Linked DNA regions of Homo sapiens: region 2 is linked to region 1. Evidence: chromatin loops called from intact Hi-C (ENCODE). Cell type or tissue: dorsolateral prefrontal cortex. All regions are shown on one strand. Links, peaks and the distances in the headings refer to the core of each region. The heading gives the core; the rest is flanking DNA.

Region 1 (12,420 bases), core at 1,431-9,430:
ACTTGTTTTGTTTAGATTTTGAGCTACTAGATTGTAAGCTCTGCGAGGACAAGCAATGTATCTTTAAGGTAACATTGACTCTTTGGTGCCTTGGCATAGTATTTGCTACATAGTAGTCTTAATGTTTTTGGAATAAATGAATAATTTCAGCATCTTGTTTTTCCAAATATTTCTCAGCATTGCTATGGGCTGAATATAATCATATTTAGAGATAAGGTCCTTAAAAAGGTAATTTATGTTAAAATGAGGTCTTTAGGCTGGCCTCTGATCAATATGACCGGTGTCCTTATAAGAAGTAGAAATTTGGATAGAGATTTGTACAGGCACAGAGGGAAGACCATGTGAAGACACCAGAAGAAGACAGTCATCTAGGAACTAAGGAGAGAGGCCTTGGGATAACCCAGTCCTGCTGACAGCTTGGTCTCGGACCTTTAGCATTCAGAACTGTGAAAAAATAACTTCCTGTTGCTTAAGGAATCCTGTCTGTGGTATTTTGTTATGGCAGCTCTAGCAAGCTATATAAACATAATAGCAAATATCTGGATGACTAGATTATATAGTGTTTAGTTTTCTGACATGTCAAGAAAAATATTTCATTCAAGATGGTAACGACATATGCACCTTTATATTGCTTGACAGATAATATAAACTCAGTAATGGCATTGTGGAAAAGGACTGTAACAAACATGTTTCCATATCCTCATTTCTCTTTCTCAATAAAGTTCAGATTATTTCCCTTGGGTTTTATAACTCTCCGTACTATTACAAATTATTTTTCATAACTTGTATCTTGCTACTTCCCTTAGCCTATTCTAGTCTCAAGGAAATGAAAGTGTTTGCTGTTTTCTGTATATCCTTAACTTCCCACTTTCTTGTCTTCACTCATTGTTTATGGACTTTCAACACTGCTTTGTTCTATTCATTTAGTTAGTCCACAAGTATTTATTGATGCCTCAGTGTGTGCTGGAAACTGGGCTAGGAGCTGAAAGTATAATGATTAATAAAACCATAAGCCTTCTGCTGAAGGAGCTAATACTCTGGTAGGGGTAGACATTTAAATAGGGTAACATAGGGCTCCAGGGAAGCAATGGACCAAGCCTTCGGTGGGGCGAGGGGAAGAGCTGCAGAAATGAGTCTAAGTCAGTGGTTCTCAAATGGGGATGAAAAGGGAGGAAGCATTTAACAATGTCTGGAGACATTTTTGGTTGTCACGACTTGGAGGTGGGTGTATGCTACTGGCATCTAGTGGGTAGAGATGCTGCAAAGCATATTACAGTGCACAAGATGGTCTCCCACAACAAATAATTATCTAGCTCACAAAGTTGATAGTGCTGAGGTTGAGAAATCCTGCTGTAAATCAAGTTGTAAAATTTGAGTAGGAAGGTGTTTTGCCAGCCAAAGAATGGCAGCATTTGCAAAGATCTACTAGAGTTGAGTTACCATGATTTGGCTAACTGGACTGAGTTTAATGTGGCTGGAGCTCAATGTTTGAATGGGAAGGAATTAGGCTTGAGAGGTAAGCCTGGCAATGTTCAGAGTTAGAGGCCTCAGAGCCGTGTTGATAATTTGGGATGTCTTCTCTTTGGCTGTTTGGAGCCTTTGATGGAGAGTTTGAGGTAAATCTGTTGATAAGTAACTAGTAACCATTCTGAGTGTATCTGCAGACACTAATGGTAAAGCACTATGGCTGAGAATAACTATTCTAGCAAGTCTGAACTCTGGGTTACCCATCTAGTGAGGATCACTGATGAATCTATGTAAGGGAGGATAACTGCTATGGTTTGAATGTGTCCCCTACAGATTCTGTTACTGAAGGGGCATTTAAAGTGAACCCACTTGAAGTAGGGATACAAATTTTATCATAGAGAGTGAGGGAACTTGACTGGGGCTTTGTGTTGGGGTCCTCAAGACCACCTCAGGCTGTGATTCACTAAAAGGACTCACAGAACTCAGAAAGCTGTTTATGCTCACAGTTATTGTTACTACAGCGAAAGAATACAGATTAAAATCAGTGCAGGGAAAAGGCAGACGGATGAAGTCCTGGAGAACCAGGAGTCAGATTCCAGGTAGGCCCTCCCAGTTGAATCACATGAGGAATGTCTCCCAACGACAATGCATGACAAAACATGTGAAGTATTACCAACCAGGGAAGCTCACCCAACCCAGGTGTCCAGGGTTTTTATTTGTCAGTCATGTAAACTTGTATCACCTGTGTGAACCTATCACCTGTGTGAACCTGTGCGACTGACCTTAGTTACTCAGTCTCCAGCTCCTCAGAGGTCAGACAGGTACAGTGTGGCTCAAGGCTACCAGCAAAATACTCTTATGAGGAAGATATTCCACAAACTTAAGAGTTTCTCTCTCAGGAGCCTGTCATGGGTCAGTCCTCCTTTCTTTGAATGAATGGGGTTTGAGCAACCTTGGCCTGATGAATTAACACTTTACTGCATAGTTGTTTTTTTTTTTTTTTTAAGTTAGGGAGGTTATAGTTTTGTCTTTCCCTGTTTTACTATGAGTTTTTAAAAATTGTGTAAAATATATATAATATAAAAGATGTTAATTTTAACTGTACAGTTCAGTAGCATTAAATGCATTCACATGTTATATAACTATCACTGTCATCCATCTCCAGAACTTTTTCATCATCCCCAAACTGAAAATTTGATGTGTTATTAAAAAATAGCTCCCCATTCCCTGATCCACCAGCTCCAGGTAACCACTGTTGTACTTCCTGTCTCTTTGAATTAGGCTGCCCCAGGCACCTCATATGTAAGTGGAATCATACGGGATTTGTCTTTTTAACTAGCTTCTTGCACTTAGTATAATGTCTTTTAAGTTTCATCCATGTTGTTAGCCAGTATCAGAATTTTATTCCTATTTAATGCTGATATAGCACAGGCTTTAATTTGAAAACATAAACTGAAGATGGTAAAAAGTATTTTTTAAAAATCTTATATTCAACAAAAGTTACATAATTGAAACTGTGCTAATCCTTAAAATGTAAAAGAAGTGACTTGAGTACTCATTTTAGGGACATAGTTTTTCTGACAAAATTATATAAGAACATAATACAGTATCCTTTACCAGGTCAAGAAGAGAGGGATGTTTTTGCAGAAATGTCCCTTGGCTTCTCTAGTTTTCCCAGGGGCCTCTCTCAGTTCTTAGAGAGTTAATTCATTCTCTTTTGAAGTACCTGTTGTATCATCCTTGAGAATTCTCCACAGTTGCTGTCTGATCTAATTGTATCTGGTCTAACTCTGCCAGACGTTCCTTTGTTAAAATGGCTTTGCATGTGATTAAAGCAGTTCTCTAGCATTGTTAAGTGACTGACTTGTTCAAATCCTGCATCTTTGGTGGTTTATAGTTCCAGTTTATGTTCATCCTACTTGTATAGTCTCATGTTTCCAGCATCTAAAAATCAGAGTGACATAAACAGGTTCCCAGAAGTAGATACTAGGTGGGTAGTTTGAATGGGGACTGGTCAGCTCATTGGTGAATATTTTTGTGTGTGACAGCTTTTGCCTCATCATTATAGGGTCATAGTTAATGAACATCTGGACCACGAGGATCCCTGTAGTTTTATTTGTGAGAGTATTGAGTGTTTGCTTAACAATCTGTTAGAGAATTTAGTTCACTTACATGTCCAGGGCCCAAAGTGAGTAAATGTTCCTCACAGAAACCTCTGGAACATGCTTCTTTAAGTTGCCATAATTTAAACTCTCAAAGTTGGGTGGACTGACAGAGGATTAAGAGTCTTTGGTTTTAAACCTTTACCATTCTTATTTCTAATGCTCAGTCAGCTTACACCGTGTTCATAGTAATCCACTCTCAGTGTTCACAGGCCTAATGTGTTAACTATAAATAGAAAAGTAGACTGCCAGCCTGTGGGAACCAGGCCTGTGCCAGGGAGGGTCATTATAAGAGGCAGTCACTCTTCACTTGAGAGGTTTAAAAACTGAAAATGGTGGATATTTTTTCCTCACATCCTCGTGAAACAGTGATGCTTAATGTTCAAATATGTTATAACACAGGATGATTAGCAAGAAATCATCAACATAGTGAATTTGGGATTACTCACTTAAAAACAAGGAAAACGCTCCTCTTTCCCTCTCCAGTGCCTTAGTCAGATATTCTGGGGTTGCATGTGTAGGGTGGAACATTGGCTACAGCTCAGGAAGCGAGAGGGAGGAGATATCCATTCATGATCATCTTCAACAACTCTTAGCTCCAAGTTGGCATGCAGCTGTGTACAATTCAAGTCGGCATGGAGCTGTGTACCATTCAAGTTGGCATGGAGCTGTATGCCATTTCTTTGGAGTAGTGCAGCACATCATCCCTTTATGATGGGGAAGAGCGGGGAGCACTGAGCCTGGTGCGCGCACAGGGTTCAGGAATGTCACTTGAGAGATGGCATTGGTTAGTAGTACTCACCCCGGGTTAGATCACTTTGGTTTGAATCCTGATTCCTTCCCCCATCCTCTGCCCTCCCCTCCACACCCTTTTCCTTTCCTTTCCTTTCTTCTCCTCTCCTTGTCCTCTCCTCTCCTCCCCTCCCCTCCCCTCTGCTCCCCTCCCCTGCCCTCTCCCCTCTCCCCTCTCCCCTCCCCTTCTTTTCCTACTTTTAGACAGGGTCTCACTCTGTCACCCAGGCCAGAGTGCAGTGGTATGATCGTTGGCTCACTGTAGCCTTGACTTCCCAGACTCAAGCATTCCTCCTGGCTTCAGCCTCCCAAGTAGCTGGGACTACAGCTCATCTAGCTAATTTTTTTGTTTTGTAGAGATGAGGTTTTGCTGTGTTGCCCAGGCTGGTCTTGATCAAACTCCTGGGCTCAAGCCATCCTCCTGCTTCAGTGTGCTGGGATTTCAGGTGTGAGCCACCGCACCTGGCCCTGGTTCCCTTATTTACTAGCTTTTTGACATTGGACACATTTCTTAAACTTTCCAACTCAGTTTTATCTGTAAAATGGAGATAATAATAGTACTGCCTTATAAAGGTCAATGTGTTAATATTTCTGATGTGCTTAGAATAGAGCTTGGAACAACATAGTAAGTGCTACATTACACTGTGTACTGTTATCTTTATTGTTAATTTCTCAGGGGAGCCTTTGAAGACATTTCTAAATAGGTCAAATCTCTGCTTTATAAGATCTAATGACGTCACTTATCACACAGTGTTGATAATGAGTACCAGTAACTAGGTTTATTTGTTTCATTATGGGATTAATCAGATACTTTCTACATAAATGAGAGTAAGAACCATGTTTATTTTTTGTGCACATTGTTCACAAGGCCTGATAAGTGTTCAAGAAATATTTATTGAATGAATAAATATTTTCATAGTTATAAAGTAGTTCAGCAATAAGATATAATTTCACCTCTAAAACTAGCAAAGATTGAAAAAAATAATGCCATCATACCTAGGCAGAGAGGTAGGAAATAGATGGTATCATGTACTGTAAGTAGGATCAGTCTGCAGCAGAGCCTAGCTTAAAGGCAGTTTGACCAAAAGAACTACAGAAATTTCTTCTTTTGATTCTATGTCTCAGCATTTATCAAAATGACATAGAGGTATGTAAAAAACCGTGAATATAAAAAGATGTTCATGAAGGCACTTACATTAGTTAATAATTAGAACAGGCTGGGTGCGGTGGCTCACGTCTGTAATCCCAACACTTTGGGAGGCCGAGGCGGGCGGATCACGAGGTCAGGAGTTTGAGACCAGCCTGACTAACATGGTGAAACCCCATCTCTACTAAAAATACAAAAATCAGCCGGGCATGGTGGTGTGCGCCTGTAATCCCAGCTACTCATGAGACTGAGGCAGGAGAATCGCTTGAACCCGGGAGGCAGAGGTTGCAGTGAGCTGAGATCGTGCCACTGCACTCCAGCCTGGGCGACAGAATGAGTGAGACTCCATCTCAATAATAATAATAATAATTAGAATAGAGCTAAACAAAATGTCCAAAAGTAAAGGATTGGTTAATTATAATATATCCATCATTAAAAATTATGTAGAACCATGGTTCTCAAATGCACATTCTTATATTGGCTACAAACACTAGATAAAAACACAGATTCCCAAACCCAACCTCTTGGTCGGTGACTCAGAATCTCTGTGGTTTAGCTAAGAAACAGGTCCTGTATTTTCTAACAAGAATCCTAGGTGATTCCACTGCACAGCCTGATTTGGAAGAACCCTGGGCAGTTTCATTGCACAGCCTGATTTGGAAGAACCCTAGATGATTTCACTGTACAGCCTGATTTGGAGCCACTGTTACAGTGTGTGCATTGGCTCCTAGTCAGCTGAGCCCAGGGGTCTTAAAACCAAATGAAATGACAACTAAGAAAAAAGAGTTAAAATCTGTGAGGACTCTGGAAAACAAGAAAGGAGGACTTCAGAAGAACTAAAAACAAAAATACTGCAAGAAGGGAAAAAGATTGAATCAGATTCTGACGACACAGAAAGGTAATTAGTGCTGAGCACCTAACACAAGTCAAAGAAAAGTCTTCTCCCCTAACTTTATCCTCCCAGAAAAATTAGTGGGTGAGTTCTTCCAAAAGGAACATAGACTGTCCCCAAACTGGAGCAGCAAGGCCTGGTTTGGAGGTGGTAGGCGTGGTTGCTTGTTCCATCTCCTGGGCACAGAGCATCTGTCTTAGAGCTTACCTCCAGGCAATATTTTGAAGGAGTGTCTCATTAAGAGTGAGTGTCATTTATAGTTTTAGTTGCCATGGACATTCCTGAGATCCCATGAGCAGAGGCCAGGCAAGTGGGAGAGTTGAGAAACAAGTAAGACAGACATTGCACTATACAGAGTGGGTGATCATGGTGTTCACCCTCCTGCCTTGATAAATGCCTCTTGGAAACCAAGTGCCTCAGCTCCTTTCTGCTGCTGTAACAAAATATCTGAGACTGGGTAATTTATAAAGAACAGAAATTTATTTCTCATATCTCTAGAGGCTGGAAAGTCCAAGATCAAGATTCCAGCAGGTTCATTGCCTTCTGCTCCATGGATGGCATCTTCTCGTCTTCTCACAGTATGCTCACAGTATGCTCGCATGGCAGAAGGGGCAGAAAAGGGACAGACGCTGTGCGCTCGAATAGCAGAAGGACCTAAGCTAGTTTCCTCCAGCTCTTTTGTAAGGCACTAATCTATTCATAAGAGTGGAACCCTCATGACTTAATCACTTTTTAAAAGCCTTCACTTCTTGACCCGGTGCGGTGGCTCACGCCTGTAATCCTAGCACTTTGGGAGGCCAAGGCGGGCAGATCACTTGAGGTCAGGAGTTTAAGACCAGCCTGGCCAACATGGTAAAACCCCGTCTCTACTAAAAATACAAAAATTAGCTGGTCCTGGTGACACGTGCCTATAATCCCAGCTACTTTGGAGGTTGAGGCAGGAGAATCACTTGAAAACCTGGGAGACAGAGATTGCAGTGAGCCAAGATCGCACCATTGCACACTCCAGCCTGGGGGACAAGAGTGAAACTCTGTCTCCAAAAAAAAAGCTTCACTTCTTAAAACCGCAATGGGGATTAGTTTCAACGTGAATTTTGGAGGGGATACATTCAAACCATAGCACCAAGTGAAGTTTAAAATACTGCATGACATCTTGCATCTTCCTTAAGTAGACCTCAGCTGGCTGTCAATTTCTGTCCCTGTTACCTGCAAGGTTGACTCAGCTTTCGGTTTCTCTCTACCACGCCTCCATACCCAGGGCAAAGTCTGCTGCCTGCACACAGGTAGCTACTGGCTGAGTTCTTTGAAGGGCACTGGGGTTCGGTTTGAAAGTTTTGCTACCAAATACACATGCCCTTTCATATTCACATCACTCCTACTTAATTCACAAGCTTTGCTCTCCACTTTTGTTGTAAATTGTATATAGTACAGCCCTCTCTTCACTTAGACTTCTTTGTAAAAATTATAATTTTTTGTAGAGATAGGGTCTTACTGTGTTGCCCAGGCTGTTCTCCACCTCCTGTCCTCAAGCAATCTTCCTGTCTCAGCCTCCCAAAGTGCTGGAATTACAGGCGTGAGCCACTGAGTCCAGCCCACTTAGGTTTCTTTAGTGAACTAGGCAAAAGATTGTACAGGCTTTCTGAGTCAGTTTGATTGCAATGAAAACGATGCATACTTGTTGAAAGATTTTAATCTAGGGAGTGTTGCAGTTGGATTGTTGACCCCTCCCCTCTCTGAATCATTGCTATGCTTAATGTAATCCTGAATGGGCAGGAGTGCCCTCTGTTCTTGTCAGATTGGGCTGGGGGTAGTGGGGCAGGGAGACACAATGCTAAGTAGAAGGTTGAGCGTACAGGTGGACAGAACAGGTGGGTAGACATATTTCAGATCACAGTATTCATGAGAACCCAGTTGCTTTTGTTCCTTCAGTATTCATTCAGTGTTTTGTTTTTGTTTTTGTTTTTTGAGACAGAGTGGCCCAATCATGGCTCACTGCAGCCTCAACCTCCCAGGCTCAAGTGATCCTCCCACCTCACCCTCCCGAGTAGCTGGGACTAACGGCACGTACCACCACACAAGGCTAATTTTTCCAGTCTTTTGTAGAGACAGGGTCTCACTCTATTACCTAGGCTGGCCTTGAATACCCAGGCTTAAGCAGTCCTCCCTGGTTGGCCTGCTAAAGTGTTGGAATTACAGGAACCACCACACCCAGCCCCATTCAGTGTTTCTTGAATGCCTTCTGTGTGTTAGGCTTTGTTCAAGGTGCTAAAGACAGTGCTGGGCAAAATTTCTACCCTCCTATAGCCTGCATTCAGGACTTAGAGAAGGATCACAGAGCACAAAGATGCCTGGCCCTGGCACACATCTGTCCAGCCCCTAAGCAGTGTATTTGTGTAATGATCTCTCAAATCCTAAAAAATATTTAGAAATCTAATTCTGGGATTCAGGCCTCAGCAGCCAGGAAGATGTCTCTGCCAGCTACTGAGATATTAATTAGGGAAACATTAGGGTATATATCTCAGCTAACCAGATTCACAGAGGTGGATGAAAGCATCATCTCATGAGACAGTACCATGAGAAAAGGAATGCCAGGACCACTGATGAACCTAGTTTTAAGGTCAAAGCAAGGGCGATGAGCCAGTGACAGAAACTGAGAAGTAGCTGTAGGAATCTGAGGTAGGTCAACGCTGAGAAATCTGTAAATGTAACTTACGACATGAAAAACAAAAATATCATATTTATACTTGACCAAATACTTGATAAAATTCAACAGCTTTTCCAACTAAGAAAGACAGAAAACATTTTTAACATAGTATAAGAAAATGTTATAGGAATAAATACCTAATATCATATTTAATATGATATGGCATACTGGACACTTTGCATAAAAGTTAGGAGTTAGAGGCTGGGCGCAGTGGCTCATGCCTGTAATCCCAGCACTTTGGGAGGCCGAGGCGGGTGGATCACGAGGTCAGGAGATCGAGACCATCCTGGCCAACATGGTGAAACCCCGTCTCTACTAAAATACAAAAAATTAGCCGGGCATCGTGGTGCGCGCCTGTAGTCCCAGCTACTCAGGAGGCTGAGGCAGGGGAATCGCTTGAACCCGGGAGGCGGAAATTACAGTGAACCGAGATCGCGCCACTGCACTCCAGCCTGGAGACAGAGCGAGACTCTGTCTCAAAAAAAAAAAGTTAGCAATTAGAAAACAATTTTGAAAAATAAGAATAATGAGAAGGGGTTTGCCTTCTTGAATTTAAAGTATTCAGCTACAGTAATTTTAAATGGTGTAGTATTAATTGTAAAATAGATAAGTAGATTGAGTCAGAATATACATTCTAGAACTATATGGGAAGAGATAAGGACATTTTTGTGCTTTTGCAAAGGGACCATAATACCAAATTAAAACCGTGTCAATTTTTAAATTCTTTTGCATTTCTCAGGAAAATGACCTCTCTACTTCTTTGAATATTTTCTAGAATGAGTGGTATGGCCCCAAATTGGGAGGCTTAGTCCTGTTACCAGTGACCTGAAATTCAAGTCATCTTGATGTCTGTTAAGCCTATTTCAGAGTTTCTAAAATATTTCATTTTATGAATAAAAATAGGTTACTCACATTCCCAACATTGTCACTGACTCACCATCTCTCATCTGGAACAATTATACCACTTTCAGCACTCACCATCCACATACCTAAAAATAAGAGTCAGAATGGAGGGGCTATTAAAATGATATACACCGTAGCTTCAGATCTCATTCCCATGAGCAAATATTTCACAGTGATAAGAAAGACCTGTCCTCCCTTCCTAAGAGCTAGTGAAGATATAAGAATTAATTTGTATATTATATAACACTTTGGGTACAACACTTTGGGTACAAAGTATTATATAATATTAACTTATTACCACATTTAAAATGCTAATTTAAGGTTCACCCACTCTGCACAAAGAAAATACATGCCTGCATGTTTCATCTTTTTCTACACCCTTCAGAAGTGTAGCAGCAATGCAAATCAGAAGCTTTGTAAAACATAGTAGTTTTGAAAACCAGCGACCAGGGATGAGTTCTTGGAATTGAACCAGCCCTGCAGGTTCTTCTACGTAGACATGTGAAGGATGTGTTGGAGTCAAGGGTGACTTGCAGGATTTGGGCTTCAGCATTTGAAGGGATGGTAATGCCATTTACTGAGATATTAATTTGTATATTAATTGTCTGATAACCAGATCCACAGGGGTGAAGGAGAGCCTCATCTAGTGAGACTATGAGAAGAAAACACACTGATAAACTTTGGTTTTAAAGGTCAAAATAGAGTGATGTGCTCTAGCAAAGGAAACCAAGAATAGCAGAATAAGGAAAGGCAGTATCATGGAAGCTAAGGGAAGAGAGGGTTTCAAGTGAGGCAGAGAACAGCTCTGATTGCTGCTGAGAAGCCAAGAGAAGAGGACTGAGGAGTGCCAATGGAATGTCTTGATATAGAGGTTATTGGTGACCTTGGCCAGGGCAGTTCCAGTGGAGTCTGGGGAGGCACATGTATTTCACTTTGTTCTCTGAAATCTGGGATCAGCCCACCTATAGTTTATTTACCAAGGTGAGGCTGTATTTTCAAGCATCGGGGACAGATTCTTTGTTATGAGACACTGTTACTCTGTTAAGCCTTGGACAATTCCATCAGGAGAATGAGGCTATGTTAAAGGCAATTAAAAATGTTAAACATCACTCACTCTGAGACAGAATTTTCAGATTTTCTATTTACTATACTTCTTTGAGTGGGCTGTAAAGTATGAATCATGTCAAATCTCGCCCATTGATGAGAAAACCACTTTAAAATGTGATGGAATAATATTGCTAGTCATCACATGGGGAACAATTTTAGTGAGTGGAATGCCATTGCAATTCATTTTAATCCTTTTCTGATAGTGTATACTAAAAACCTACTTAGTATAAATTATATAAATTAAAAAACATGAATGATTGGGAAAGTTCTTAAGAATTTTGAGGTATTTATAAGTATTTTAGGTAGCTGCACTGATTTTTTTTTTTTGAGACAGTGTCTTACTATGTTGCCTAGGCTGGTCTTGAACTCTAGGCCTCAAGCAATCCTTCTGCCTTGGCCTGGCCTGCACTGATATTTTTGAAGCTGCTTTTTTTTTCTTTTTCTTTTTTTTTCTTTTTTTGAAGAGATAGGGTCTTGCTGCGTCATCCAGGGTGGAGTGCAGTGGTATGATCATAGTGCACTATAACCTCAAACTCCTAGGCATAAGCAGTCGTCCTCCCTCAGCCTCTCGAGTAGCTAGGACTACAGGTTCATGCCACTGCCTCTGGCTAATTTTTTAAATGTTTTATAGAGAAAGGGTCTCCAGCTGGTCTCAAACTCTTGGCCTCAAGTGATCCTACAGCATTGGCCTCCCAAAGTGCTGAGATGACAGGCATGAGCCACCACACCTGGCCTTGCATTTTTGATATAGTATCAGTATCAAATTATTGACTAAGATCAAGGTGTTTGTTTTCCACGACCGTAGAAATTATATTACAAATTATTTTAAAAATTAATTTTCTTGGCAAAGGTATAACTAGTTTGCGTCACATAACTGTATTTCAAGTTAGGACTTAAACTGGATCAGTTTCTCAAAGAGCTGGTGAGCAGCATTTGTTAGGAGATGGGTAGGTGAAGTATGGTAGAAGTGGTTAGGGTAAGAATTACTTTAGATCATGGCATCTATTATCCTGAGTCTGTGGGATGCTAGAATATTGCAAGGTAGTTGCTAAGGGTGGATAACTTTTGATAGGTATCATGGAAGACTTCCAGAATCTTTCTTAGGACTTTTGGTTGTGCTTTTCCTTCTGACTGGAAAAACCTTTTCTCTCTGTCTGTCCCCTCCCTTCTTCATCTGTGAATTCTTGCTAATTCTTCAGCAATTAACTTAAATACCACTTTCTCAGAGAAGCTTACACTGAAAATG
Region 2 (12,420 bases), core at 2,712-10,711, 58 kb before region 1:
CAGAATTTCAGCACTTAGATATACGTACTCTTCCTTAGCTCTTTAAAATATTTAAAAAAGATAAGCTAACGATTGAATTGCTTGTTTATATATTTACAAGGCTGTCAGTGGTAGTGATAAGATTTAACAAAGAGTCACTGTGTAGCTAAGCATCGAGTGTGGCCTGTACTGAGAATTGTTTTGGCAAAGTTGTAGTTGTGCCTGTTTTCTGAGATCATCAATGTAGTCTTTATGTGGGCTGGCTGAAAGATAACACCTAGTTTTGTTTATGTTTTTGTGTTTTTTTTTTTTTGACTGATAGGTAGATAAGAATTTTTTGTTTTTTGTGTAATTAGCAATAATATTTTAGTGTGATCAGAAGCATTCCAGAGAACCTTACATATTTTCAGCTGATTTCCTTTCTGGTAAGTTGGTGTTGAGGAAAGCATATAAATTATTTTTCATTTTTCATGTTTGAAATTTTTTTCATTTATTTTGACAAATAAGTGCTGCTTCCAGAAAATTTGAATTTGTGTAAAACTGGATTTTTAAATATAGCTGACATTTACCACCTTCTCTTTTTAAAACAACATTAAGCCGTCCACAGTTAAATTTGATAGGCTTTAAAATCCATGGACTTTTCTAGCATTTTCCTGTTTATTGGTTATCAATGTAGTATCATTACAAGAAGCCTAAAATGGCCACTTTATGTTAACTGGAATGCTCAAATGACTAGTGTTTTCATTAGCAATAAATGGAAAGCTGAAAAGTAACAATTTTATTCTTTGTAATAGATCTGTGACTTTCAAGTCTTTCTTTTTGACATTTTTTTGTAGCCTGGTGGGGAAGCAGGTCCGGCTGTGAGAGGTGTGGACAGTGACCTCTCATTCCAGCTTTTATCATCATCCTGCATTGTTTAACAACAGCACCAACACCATGCTGCTTGCTGAAAATGCAGATTTCATTCTTGGATTAATATTCTGGTACCAGATGTATGAGGCTGGCTCTAAAGAAGCTTTTTCTCTTAAGTACTGTCAAAAATAGAGAAGCTGAAGATTGGAGAGAAGCCATTTATTTTGAACAGTTTATTTTCTGACAGTTTGTGTTTGTAAAGAAACCTGCTCATAATATTTACTTAAGAGATCTACATAGTTGCCTGAGGAAGCCCCACAGGTTTCTTTTTTTCCTTTAAAAAAAGTTTCCATTGAGCTTAACTCTTACGTGATACTTCTTGACTTTGCTTCTGATTAGTTGATTTATGGACTTTATTTACTAGCATGATTGGAGAATTCTTTTGCTAGACTGAAATTGCACTCTGCCTGTGCTCTGGTCCGTTTCCTAGGTAACAAATGCACTGCATAGATTCCATAATGAGGACTGTGGTTGGCTAGTTACTGTGTAAATTCTGTTGTTTGGTAAAGCTTAGTCTCAAATTCAAATAAAGGTCAAGAAACGAAAAGTACTGAAAATGCAAATTTTTGAATTTTATTTTGTATCCAATGCCAACAAAGTTTAATAGGCTTTTCTGGAGAAAGGCAAATTATGCAGCCGTATTCAAGTTTGTTTTGCAAAGTCTTACACTTAAACAGTTGGAGAGCTTTTTCACCGTTAGTGTTCATAGTGGTAATGCTAATGGCTCTAGTGACAAAGAAGATGTATTTCAGAAACATGTTATTACACTTGAAAATAATATGGAAAGCAAAGAATCTTGGTCTAGGACAACAGTGATATTCTTATACTGAAAGGAAGTAACATTATGTATCAAAAGAAATTATACAACTTTGATGTGAGATATAACATTATGTTTTTTAGAGACACAGTCGCACTCTGTCACCCACGCTGGAATACAGTGGTGCAACCATAGCTTACTGCCTCTTCAAACTCCTGGGCCCAAAGGATCACATCTCAACCTCCCAAGTAGCTGGGACTACAGGCACGTGCCATCACACTTAGCTAATTTTTCTTATTTTTTGTAGCGATGGGGTCTTGCGGTGTTGCCCAGGCTGGTCTTGAACTCCTGGACTCAAATGATCTTCCTGCCTTGGCCTCCCAAAGTGCTAGGATTATAGGTGTGAACCACCACGTCCAGCCATAACTTTAAAAAAGTTTAAGAAGACGTTAAAACGTTGAAGCAATATTTAAAAACATTAAAAATCTTACCATAAAATGCTGAATTTCTACTCTAGCTTTTTTTCTTCTCTGCATGAACTTTGGCCAACCTAGCACCAGGGAGTAGCTCCCCCCTTGGTTGCTGCAAGTTAGAGAATAGCTTTCTCCTTCACCTTACTCTCCTCTGGAAATCTATGGCCTCTTTAGCTCCAGAGATAGGACAAAAAGTAATATGTATGGAATGGCTAGTAATTATTAGCTGGTTTTTTTTTTTGTTTTTTTTGTTTTTTTTTTCCTTAAGAAACCTGCAAAGAACCAAAATTCCATTAAAACCTACTGGAAATATATTTTCACTTGATGCCTGAAAATGTTTTTTGTTTGTTAATCATCAAGGATTTCATTAGCTGAACTTAACATACACATAACTCTTTTTAATTCTAAATAATTATCCAAAGTTGCTTCCATTGCTTTCCCTTGCTTCTCTGGATTGTTTTTAGATGATTCATTTACTCTTTGGTTAACTTTCATTTCATGCATAGGATACTTCTTGGTTGGCTTCTCTTTTTATTCTTGGTTTTCTTCAAAACTGATACTGCTTTAACCTTTTCTGTCCTTTTTTAATTGCAAATATTCTGTCCCTTCAGTTTTTTCTTATATTTTCCTCTGGAAATACTTATTATTTTAAAAATATTTTCCTTGCATGATTTAAGGCATAATCACCATATATCAAAAGCTCTATCCTTTTTTCTGTTATAGGACTTCATATTTCTGGGACGGAGTTGACAATATGTGTGAATTCTTAACCAGCTAGGACTACTTCCTCTTCTCAGCTTGTATTAATTTGTTAGGGCTGCCATAACAAAGAATCACAGATTGGTTGTCTTAAACAACAAAAATTTATTTTCTGACAATTCTGGAGGCTAGAAGTATAAGCTCAAAGTGTTGGCAGGGTTAGGTTCTTCTAAGGCCCCTCTCTTGGCTGATGGATGGCTGTCTTCCTAAGGTGGCTTCACTTGGTCTTCCCTCTGTGTATGTGTGTGTCCTAATTTCCTCTTAAGAACATCACTTACATTGGATTAGGGCACACACATATGACTTCATTTTACCTTAATTACCTCTATTCCAGGCCTTACTTCCCCTATAAGTCACATTCTGAGGTACCAGGGTTTAGGATGTGAACAGATGAATTTGAGAGGAATACAGTTCAGCCTATAACACAGTCCATCCCTCTACCTACTGCCTTTCATGCATGTATACCTACCTACCTACATATGTACATACATACCTCACTCCACATGTGGGATTTTGTTGGCAATTTTTCACTTGAATCCCAGGCCCCAATACATAGCAATATGATCAACTCTATATATAGTCATTAAAAATAAAGTAGCTAAAGGCTTTTTGTTTTTCACTCTTCATATTCATTGTTTTTAAATGCTTTATTTTTAATGACTTAAAGTACAAAATCCTTTTTTTGTTTGTTTGAGACAGGATCTTTTTCTGTTGCCCAGGATGGAGCGCACTAACGTGATCACAGCTCACTGCAGCCTCGACCTCCTGAGCTCAAGCAGTCCTCTCACCTCAGCCTTCTGAGTAGCTGGGATCACAGGTGCACACCCAGAGCCCAGCTCACTTTTTTTTTTTTTTTTTTTTGTAGAGATGAGGCCTGTGTGTCCCAGATTGGTCTTGAACTCCTGGGCTCATGATATCCTCCTATCTGGGCCTCCCAAAGTGCTGGGATTACAGGCCTGAGCCACTGTGCCTGGCCAAAATTCTTAATAGTTGTTTTGGAATACTGGAGAATATTATTGTGGCCAAATTCAGTGGAAGTGCTAATGCTGTTATTTTCTTCTGAGTTCTGAGGACTTGTTTCTTTTAGTGCTTTTTTTTTTTCAGCTATTGGTCTTGCTGCTCTCATGGTAAGTTATGCACTATTTGTTCTTTTCACGCATGTCTGATGATTCCTGAATCTAATATCTAGTCGGGGCTTTTCTCCTGAAATCCACATCTTTGTGTCCTACTACGACTGGATATATTCACTTAATTTTCCACAAGCATTTCACATTCAACATGCCCCAGACTTATTGTCCTCTTCACATCTGTGTCTTTTCTTTTATTCCTTAGCTCAGTGAGTTGGTACCACCTTCCATCCATTTTCCCAGTCCAGAAATTTAGGAGTTATCTCTGATTCCTTCTTTATTCTTAATCCCATTTTCCATACATAATCAAGCCCCTGGGTCAGTCAGTTCTTGCTGCCCAAGATTTCTCAATTCTGTCTGTTTGCCATATGTGAATCATATGCTACTGTGTTACCTTTGCATTAGTCTTAGTTTTTCATTTAAATATATTCAGTGTGCAACAGAAGTCCTTACGGTAAAGCTTCTGTAATCATCTAGTAGTCTGAAGTTCATTGAATTCTTGTAGTGGCTCATGTGAAATGTATCCCTTGCTTTTCATATTTAACACTGTTTATCTGTGGCTTTTATAGTTCAAGGTCACTTTGACTGAATAAAAATACTTGACTCACATTTTTTTTCCCCTCAACTATCTTTAAAAATGTTACTCTCTTGCAGGAGTTGGCAAACTTTTTCTGTAAAAGACTGAATAATAATTATCTTAGGTTTTATGGATCACTGGTTTCCCTCACAATTACTTAACTGTGCCATTGCATTGCAAAAGCAGCTATAGATAGTGTGTAAATGAACTAGCCTGACTGTTCCAATAAAACTTAATTTACAGAACCAGGCAGTGGGCTGGATTTGGTCCATAGGCCTTAGTTTGCTGAGTCATATTCTATTCTGGTAAAATGTGTTGTTGTCAAACTGTAATACCAATATGATTTTCTTTCTTTAATTTTATCTTTTTGCCTAGATACCCAAGGGCTTTTTCTTCATATTTAAAGCCAATAATTTTACTAGAATGTCTGTTGACCATTCCCTGTTAATTCTCCTAGATACACAGTGTTTTTTATTACATTGGCTCAAGTGTTTTTTCATATTTTCATCAATTATAGTTTTTTAGTAATGTGTTCCATTGTTTTCATTTTCTCTCTTTGGGGCCTCCTATTATATGTATGTTGGATCTTCTTATGTCTATACCTTAGTATTATTTTTTCTTATTTTTTATATTTGCTCTATTTTTATGTTTTTTTCTATTTTATGCTTTAGTGTGTTCAATGTATTTTTCATGGTATCTATCGCTTTTTTTTTTTGACAGTCTCTGTCACCCAGGCTGGAATGCAGTGGCACCATCATGGTTTACAGCAGTGTCAACGTCTCTGGCCTCAGGTGATCCTCCCAGTTTAGCCCCAAGTAGCTGGGACTACAGATGTGCATCACCATGCCCTACTAATTTTTGTGTTTTTTGTAGAGACAGGGTTTCACCATGTCACCCAGGCTGGTCTCAAACTCATGGGCTCAAATGATCCACCTGCCTCAGCCTCCCAAAGTGCTGGGATTACAGGTGTGAGCCACCGTATCTGGTGGTACCTATCTATTAAGTTTAGTGTTCTTTTTAGTTTTCACTTCCTTTCTGAGTTTTTTCTTTCCTGTTCTGTCATGAACTTTGTCATTTCTTATTGTACATCCTCTTGTTATCTGGCAAGATTCATTTTTTAGTTTTTCAATTTCTGATGTATGCTGTTCTTCCATAGCTTCTATCATTTAAAAATTTTTTCCCCTTTTTTCATTTTTTTTTCTTTTTGAGACAGGGCCTTTCTCTGTCATTCAAGGCTCAAGGGATTCACCCACCTCAGCTTCCCAAGTAGCTAGGACTGTGGATGTGTGCCACCACTACCAGCTGAATTTTTTTTTTTTAAAGACAGGTTTCACTTTGTTGCCCAGGCTGGTCTTGAATTCTTGGGCTTGTGATCCTCCTGCCTTGGTCTCCCAAAGTGCTGAGATTACAGGCATGAGGCACTGTGCCTGGCTATTTTCTTAATTCCTCTTATTCCTTTTGAAATATGTTACAGTTCTCATCTTTTTTTCTTACTGTGCTTTTTAATTGTTCTCTCTTGGTCATATTTAAATTAGATGGACTTACCTGTACTTTTGGAGAAGGTTTCTGTGATGGAGATGGAAATTGATAAATACAGTTTTCCTGGTTTTATAGTTTGAAGATTTCCTCCTTTGTTGCTTATCTGAAGTATTTTAAAAATATGGCCACTCAATTAAAATAAAAATGAGGTACCATTGTACACTCACTAGAATGGCTAAATGAGAAAGATGAAAAATACCAAGTATGAGGATGTAGGATAGCTGAAATTCTCCTGCACTGCTATTCAAAGTGTAAATTGGAATGGAAATGTAAAGTGGTACAGCAATTTGGAAAGCTGTATGGCCATATCTACTAAAACTGGACATATGCTGCAAATCCTGTGACTCATTAGTTCTACTGTAAGATCCATACTCACCCAAATATATGGACTAGAATGCTCATAGCACATTTGTCATTGCTCCAAACTGAAATCTGTTGAAATGGCCATCAGTCATTGTTGTTCCCTTCCGCAGTGAGTCTGACTTTGGCTTTGTAACTTGCTCTGGCTAGTTGGACATTAGCAAGCATTATGCAACAGAAGCTTGATAAGCGCTTACATACTCTGGGGAATAATGCCCTGAGACCACTATATAAGGACGTCCTGGAGTAGGAGAGGTTACTTGGAAGAGAATCGTGGTGCCCAGCCAATGACCAGTACTTACTGACAAACTTGAGTGAGGCCATCTTTGACCTTATAGTTTAGCTGACCTTCCTTCCAGCTAAAAGTAGCCATGTGAACAAGTCCAGGTAAAGCCAGAGGAGGAACTACCCAGAAAACATAGAATTGTGAGAAATAAGAAATTGTTGTTTTAAGCCACTAAATTTTTAGGTGATTTGTTATACAGCAATATTAAACTGACTCAGATTGAATAAATACATCATGGTATATTTACACAATGGAATACTGTAGATCGATGAGAATGATAAACAGTCTACAGCTGCATGCAGTAGTATGTATGAATCTCACAGACATATGTTGAGCTAAAGAAGCCAGACAGAGCAGAGTTTATACTGTATGCCTGCATGTATAGAAAGTCCTCAAACAGGCAGAATCATTCTGTTCTGTTAGAAGCCAGAATAGGGGCTACCCTTGGGAGAGTATTGATGAGAATAGAGAAAGTAGAGGCTTCTGGGCTGCTGGAAAGTTTCTGTTTCTTGAACTGGTTGCTGGTTACATAAGTGGGTTCTGTTTGTGAAATTGTGAAATATCAGCAAGTTCACTTATTGCTGCCTTTTTCCGAGTGTATGTTTCAACATAAAGGAAAAAATGTGGCTTCTTGATGTGACCTCCTCTCTGATGTTCTCTGAGATTAACCTCCTCTGGGTATCTCTTTCCTTTATTCCCACTCCTGCCTCTTTGTTTGATTTGGATTCTAGTCCACGGTGTTCTTCCTAAAGCCTCTTAGGTTCTTGTGGTCTCGCGTTCTCCCCCAGAAGCTCAGAAACTTTACTGGTTGTTCTTAGATACAATTTCACTTAAAAAAGATCCTCTCTTTTTGATGGTAATTTCTTCTTTCCCAGCTCTTAGAATCACCAGAACTCTCTTTTTTCTCCCTTCATCTGACCAGTTGCTTATTCTGTGTAGGTTCTGTTTTTTGGGCATTTTAGCCCTGCCTACTTATCTGTTGTCCATAGGACTGTCCTATCACCTGATATTGTTGAATATTTTGTCTTTTGTTATTGTCCACCTATTTTGTTATCCTCCCATCTCTGGGTGTTTTTATTTTTCCTGTGCAGATAATTGTAGATTCACTTACAGTTGTAAGATATAATACAGAGAGGTTCTTTGCATGCTTTGCTCAGCTTTCCCCAGTGGTAACATATTGCAAAATTATATTTATAATATTACAACCAGGATATTGACTATTTATGGGCTGAGTAGTGTCCCTGCAAATTCATATGTTGAAGCCCCAACCCTCCAGTACCTTAATGTAACTGTATTTAGAAGCTAGGGCATTTAAAAAGGTGATTAAGTTAGGATAAGATTGTTGGAGTGGGCCCTAATATAATCCAGTCTGGTGTCCTTATAAGAGGAAATGTGGACACAAAAAGAGACATTAGGGACATGCACATAGGGGAAAAAACTCTGTGAAGGAAACAGCAAGGAGGAGGCCATCTGCAAGCCAAGGAGAGAGGCTTCGAAAGAAACCAAGCCTGCCAACACTTTGATCTTAGAATTCTAGCCTCCAGAATTGTCAGAAAATAAACTTCTGTTGTTTCAGGCACCCAGTCTGTAGTATTTTATTATGGCAGCCCTAGCAAATGAATCCACTGACATTGATAAAATCCACCACTCTTATTCAGATTTCCAGTTTCAGTGGTACTCACTTGTGTATGTGCTAGGTTCAATACAGTTTTTTTTTTAATTCTCCAATTTAAAACTTAATTAAAAAGTAAACTTTAATGTTGAAAATGCAAACTTGGGGAGGTTCAATACAGTTTTATCACCTTTTTAGGTTTCTGTTTCTACCAGCCTCTCCACTGCTCCCCCAACCATTTCTAACATATTTGTATGATTAGATTTGAGGAGAGTCCAAAACTCAGCATCTATTGTCTTGCTTGCTTAGGAGTCCTTTATTTATTTTTAAGTAGTTTTTTTGTTGTTGTTGTTATGTTAGAAGACTTATTTTCCCTATTGATCAAAGGGGACAAATACCTCATTAGGCAAGAAAGAGTAAGATATGCAATAATCTGATTAGTAATAGCTTTTCCAGTGTATCTGATTTATAGTGATAAGCCAACATATATTTGTTGCAGGGAGTTTAATTCTTCTCTAAGTGACTAAGGTTGTTAACATTTTCATGACAGTTCTGGCACAGTTATTGACTTTGTTTATCTGACATCTTCTGAAAACAAGGAGTTCTACATTAGTGAATTTACCATATAACTAAAGTTTATCTCCTGGAGAAAACTTAAGATTAAAATCATTTTTAGTGAAGATGTTCTTTAAACATAGCTTAAGGAAAGGTGGCGGTTCAGTTGTTTTTAGAAACCTACCAAAGGAATCCTTTTCTAGCATCTGGATGAACCCAAGCAGATATGGAGAAATTTTCAAGATTTTTCTTTTCCCTCCCTGGAAAATTTGCTTAAGTTTTTCAGCTCTGAAGTTTTACAATAAATTTAGACCAGTTTACTACAGCCAATTCAAGGAAGGATCAATCAACCCAACTTAAAATCCATAAAATTCACGGCTTTACCAAAATCTTGTTTAAACAGCCTTTGAAGATTCTTTTAAAGTTTTTTTATGTTGATATAACTTCCATAAAATGCATAATCTTATGTGTAGAGTGGAGTGATTTTTCCCCCTTTTATTTTTAGTTGAGATGGAATGATTCTACGTGTTTTTGGGATACAGAGTAATATTTCAATATGTGTATACAACGTATAATGATCAAATCAGGGTAATTAGGACACCCATCCTTGTGTTGGGAACATTCAAAATCCTCTCTTCTGGCCTTTTGAAAATATGCAATAAATAATAGTTAACCATATTCATCCTACAGTACTGCAGAATACCAGAGCTCATTCCTATCTAGCTGTAATTTTGTATCTGTTGACTAACCTCTATCCATCCCTCTCCCTTTACTCTTCCCAGCCTCTAACACACACAGTTCTACTCTCTACTTCCATGAGCTCAAAAATTTATCTCCTACATATGAGTGAGAACATGTGGCATTTATTTTTCTGTGCCTGACTTATTTTGCTTAGCATGATGTCCTCCAGGCTTATCCATGTTGTGGCAAATGGTGGGATTTCTTTCCTTTTTATGGATAAATAGTATTCCATTGTGTATATACACCACATTTTCTTTATCCATGCATCGGTTGATGGACATTTGGTTTGATTACATGTCTTGGCTATTGTGAAAGTACTACAATAAACATGGTGGTGGAGATAATCTCTTTGATACACTGATTTCTTTGATACACTGGTTTTCTTTTCTTTGGATAAATACTCAGCAGTGGGATTGCTGGATTAGTATTGTAGTTCTGTTTTTAGTTTTTTGAGAATCTTCTATATGGTTTTCTATAATAAATAGCCTTTGAAGATTTCCATGAAATTTTAGCTGAAGGTGCTCCCATTCTACCTTCACAGCATTTTAAGGAATGTTCTGCTTTAAAAGTTGTGGGTCATATGATAATGTAGTCTTAGAAATATTTTCCTTTTGAATTTTGTTAATGAGTATGAATATATTCATTGAAAAGCATATATTCATAATATTCTGCCTATGATAATATTTTGCTTATGAGTATATTTGGAATATGAATATCTTCTTGATATGTATATAGTTTTACATTGTTTTTTGGCCAACTGCTTTCTGGTAGATAAAAGTCTTAACACAAACTATATTTCCTATCTACATTTTTTTCTTTTTTTTTTTTTTTTTTGAGACAGAGTTTCGCTCTGTCATCCAGGCTAGAGTGCAGTGGTGTGATCTCAGCTTACTGCAAGCTCCGCCTCCCAGGTTCGTGCCATTCTCCTGCCTCAGCCTCCCGAGTAGCTGGGACTACAGGCGCCCACCACCACGCCCGGCTAATTTTTTGTATATTTAGTAGAGATGGGGTTTCACCGTGTTAGCCAGGATGGTCTCTATCTCCTGACCTCGTGATCCACCCACCTCGGCCTCCCAAAATGTTGGGATTACAGGCGTGAGCCACTGCGCCCGGCCTCCTATCTACATTTTTCTAATGATATGTTTATATACTGGGTTAAGGTATAAAATCTGCACTTTCCATTAATGAAGTGATTGCCTCAGAAGTTTAGGGGTTTTCCTATTAAAATTATTATTATTATTATTTTTGAGACAGTGTCTCGCTCTGTCGCCGAGCCTGGAGTGCAGTGGTGCGAACTCAGCTCACTGCAACCTTCACCTCCTGGTTCCAGCGATTCTTGTGCCTCAGCCTCCCGAGTAGCTGGGATTACAGGTGTGTGCCACCATGCCCAGCTAATTTTTGAATTTTTAGTAGAGATGGGGTTTCGCCATGTTGGCCAGGCTGGTCTCGAACTCCTGACTTCAAGTGATCTGCCCGCCTTGGCCTCCCAAAGTGCTGGGATTACAGGCAAAACACCACGCCTGGCTTTACAAATTAGTTTTGGTGTCAAAATTTATCCTATTGATTAACCTTAATATCATTAATTTTTTTTTTTTTTTTTAGAGATAAGGTGTCACTATGTTGCCCAGGCTGGTCTCGAACACCTGGGCTTGAGCAATCCTCCTGCCTTGGCCTCCCAAAGTGCTGGGATTATAGGCATGAGCCACCGTGGTCAGCCTAGTATCATTTTTATTTGATGCTTTCCTGTTAATCATCAAATAGATATTTTATAGTTACTTTATTTAGTCATCTAAGAACATACTGTTGGCCTGAGAAATAAACAAGTCCTTGCACATTACATAATAAACAATATTCTTATTGAATATAAAAGAATGTAGTTCTGTATAATATTTTTGAGAAAAACGACGCACTGATAAAAAGGTTAGTTGGTTTGGCCATGTGAAAGTTTAAACTTGGTTGGGTTCGGTGGTTCATACCTGTAATCCCAGTATTTTGGAAGGCTGAGGCAGGAGGATTGCTTGATCCCAGGAATTTCAAGATCAGCCTGGGCCACATAGGGAGACCCCCATCGCTACAAAAAAAAAAAAAATTAGCCCGGCATGGTTGCATGCACCTGTGGTCCTGGCTACTTGGGAGGCTGAGGTGGGAGGCTGAAGTGGGAGGATCTCTTGAGCCTAGGAGGGTTGAGGCTGCAGTGAACTGTGATCATTCCACTGTACTCCAGTCTGGGTGACAGTGCCAAACCTTGTCTCCAAAACAAACAAACTCAAAAAACTTTTTTTTTTCAACAAAATAATGAGATTAAAAAGGAAGGAGCACACTTTGGGAGGCTGAGGTGAGAGGATTGTTTGAGATCAAGAGTTTGAGACCAGCCTGGGCAACAAAGCAAGACCCTTGTCTTTACAAAAAAAAAAGAGAAAATTAATCAGGCATGATGGCTCATGCCTGTAGTCCCAGCTGCTTGGGAGACTGAAATGGAAGGATCACTTGAGCCCAGGAGTTCAAGGCCATGGTGAGCTATAATGGCGCCGCTGCATTCTAGACTCGGCAACAAAGCGAGATCCTGTCTCTTGAAAAAAAACAAAATGAAACCAAGTTGAGAAGTGAGAACGCTGCCAAGAGGGCAGCCAACCAGGGCTGCAATGGAGAATAACAAGGAAGGCCTCTTTCAATCAAGTCTTCAATTGGTCTTAGAAGAAAATCTTCCCTTTCAGATTTAAAAAATAAAGAGGAGCCAACACCT

What was found. A loop is a pair of places that touch in the nucleus more often than their neighbours do. Peaks named below come from ENCODE experiments on the same cell type or tissue, not always from the same donor. Only the 100,000 strongest peaks of a DNase experiment are listed, where the experiment ranks them.
Region 2: it touches region 1 in a loop (2.3-fold over the local background); 7 of 110 quality-filtered maps call a loop at or near these places.

Annotation. Positions count from the first base shown.
Region 1 is chr9:112,548,582-112,561,001 of GRCh38, forward strand. The region is part of intron 1 of KIAA1958; the gene reads left to right. Among named protein-coding and RNA genes, the nearest start is that of HSDL2-AS1, 67 kb to the left of the region's middle. RefSeq lists enhancers at 1-190, 3,006-3,513 and a silencer at 2,068-2,362. In dorsolateral prefrontal cortex, for the core only: no CTCF peak of the experiment used is centred there; no DNase peak of the experiment used is centred there.
Region 2 is chr9:112,489,196-112,501,615 of GRCh38, forward strand. The region is part of intron 1 of KIAA1958; the gene reads left to right. Among named protein-coding and RNA genes, the nearest start is that of HSDL2-AS1, 7.8 kb to the left of the region's middle. In dorsolateral prefrontal cortex, for the core only: no CTCF peak of the experiment used is centred there; no DNase peak of the experiment used is centred there; H3K27ac peaks cover 2,348 bases.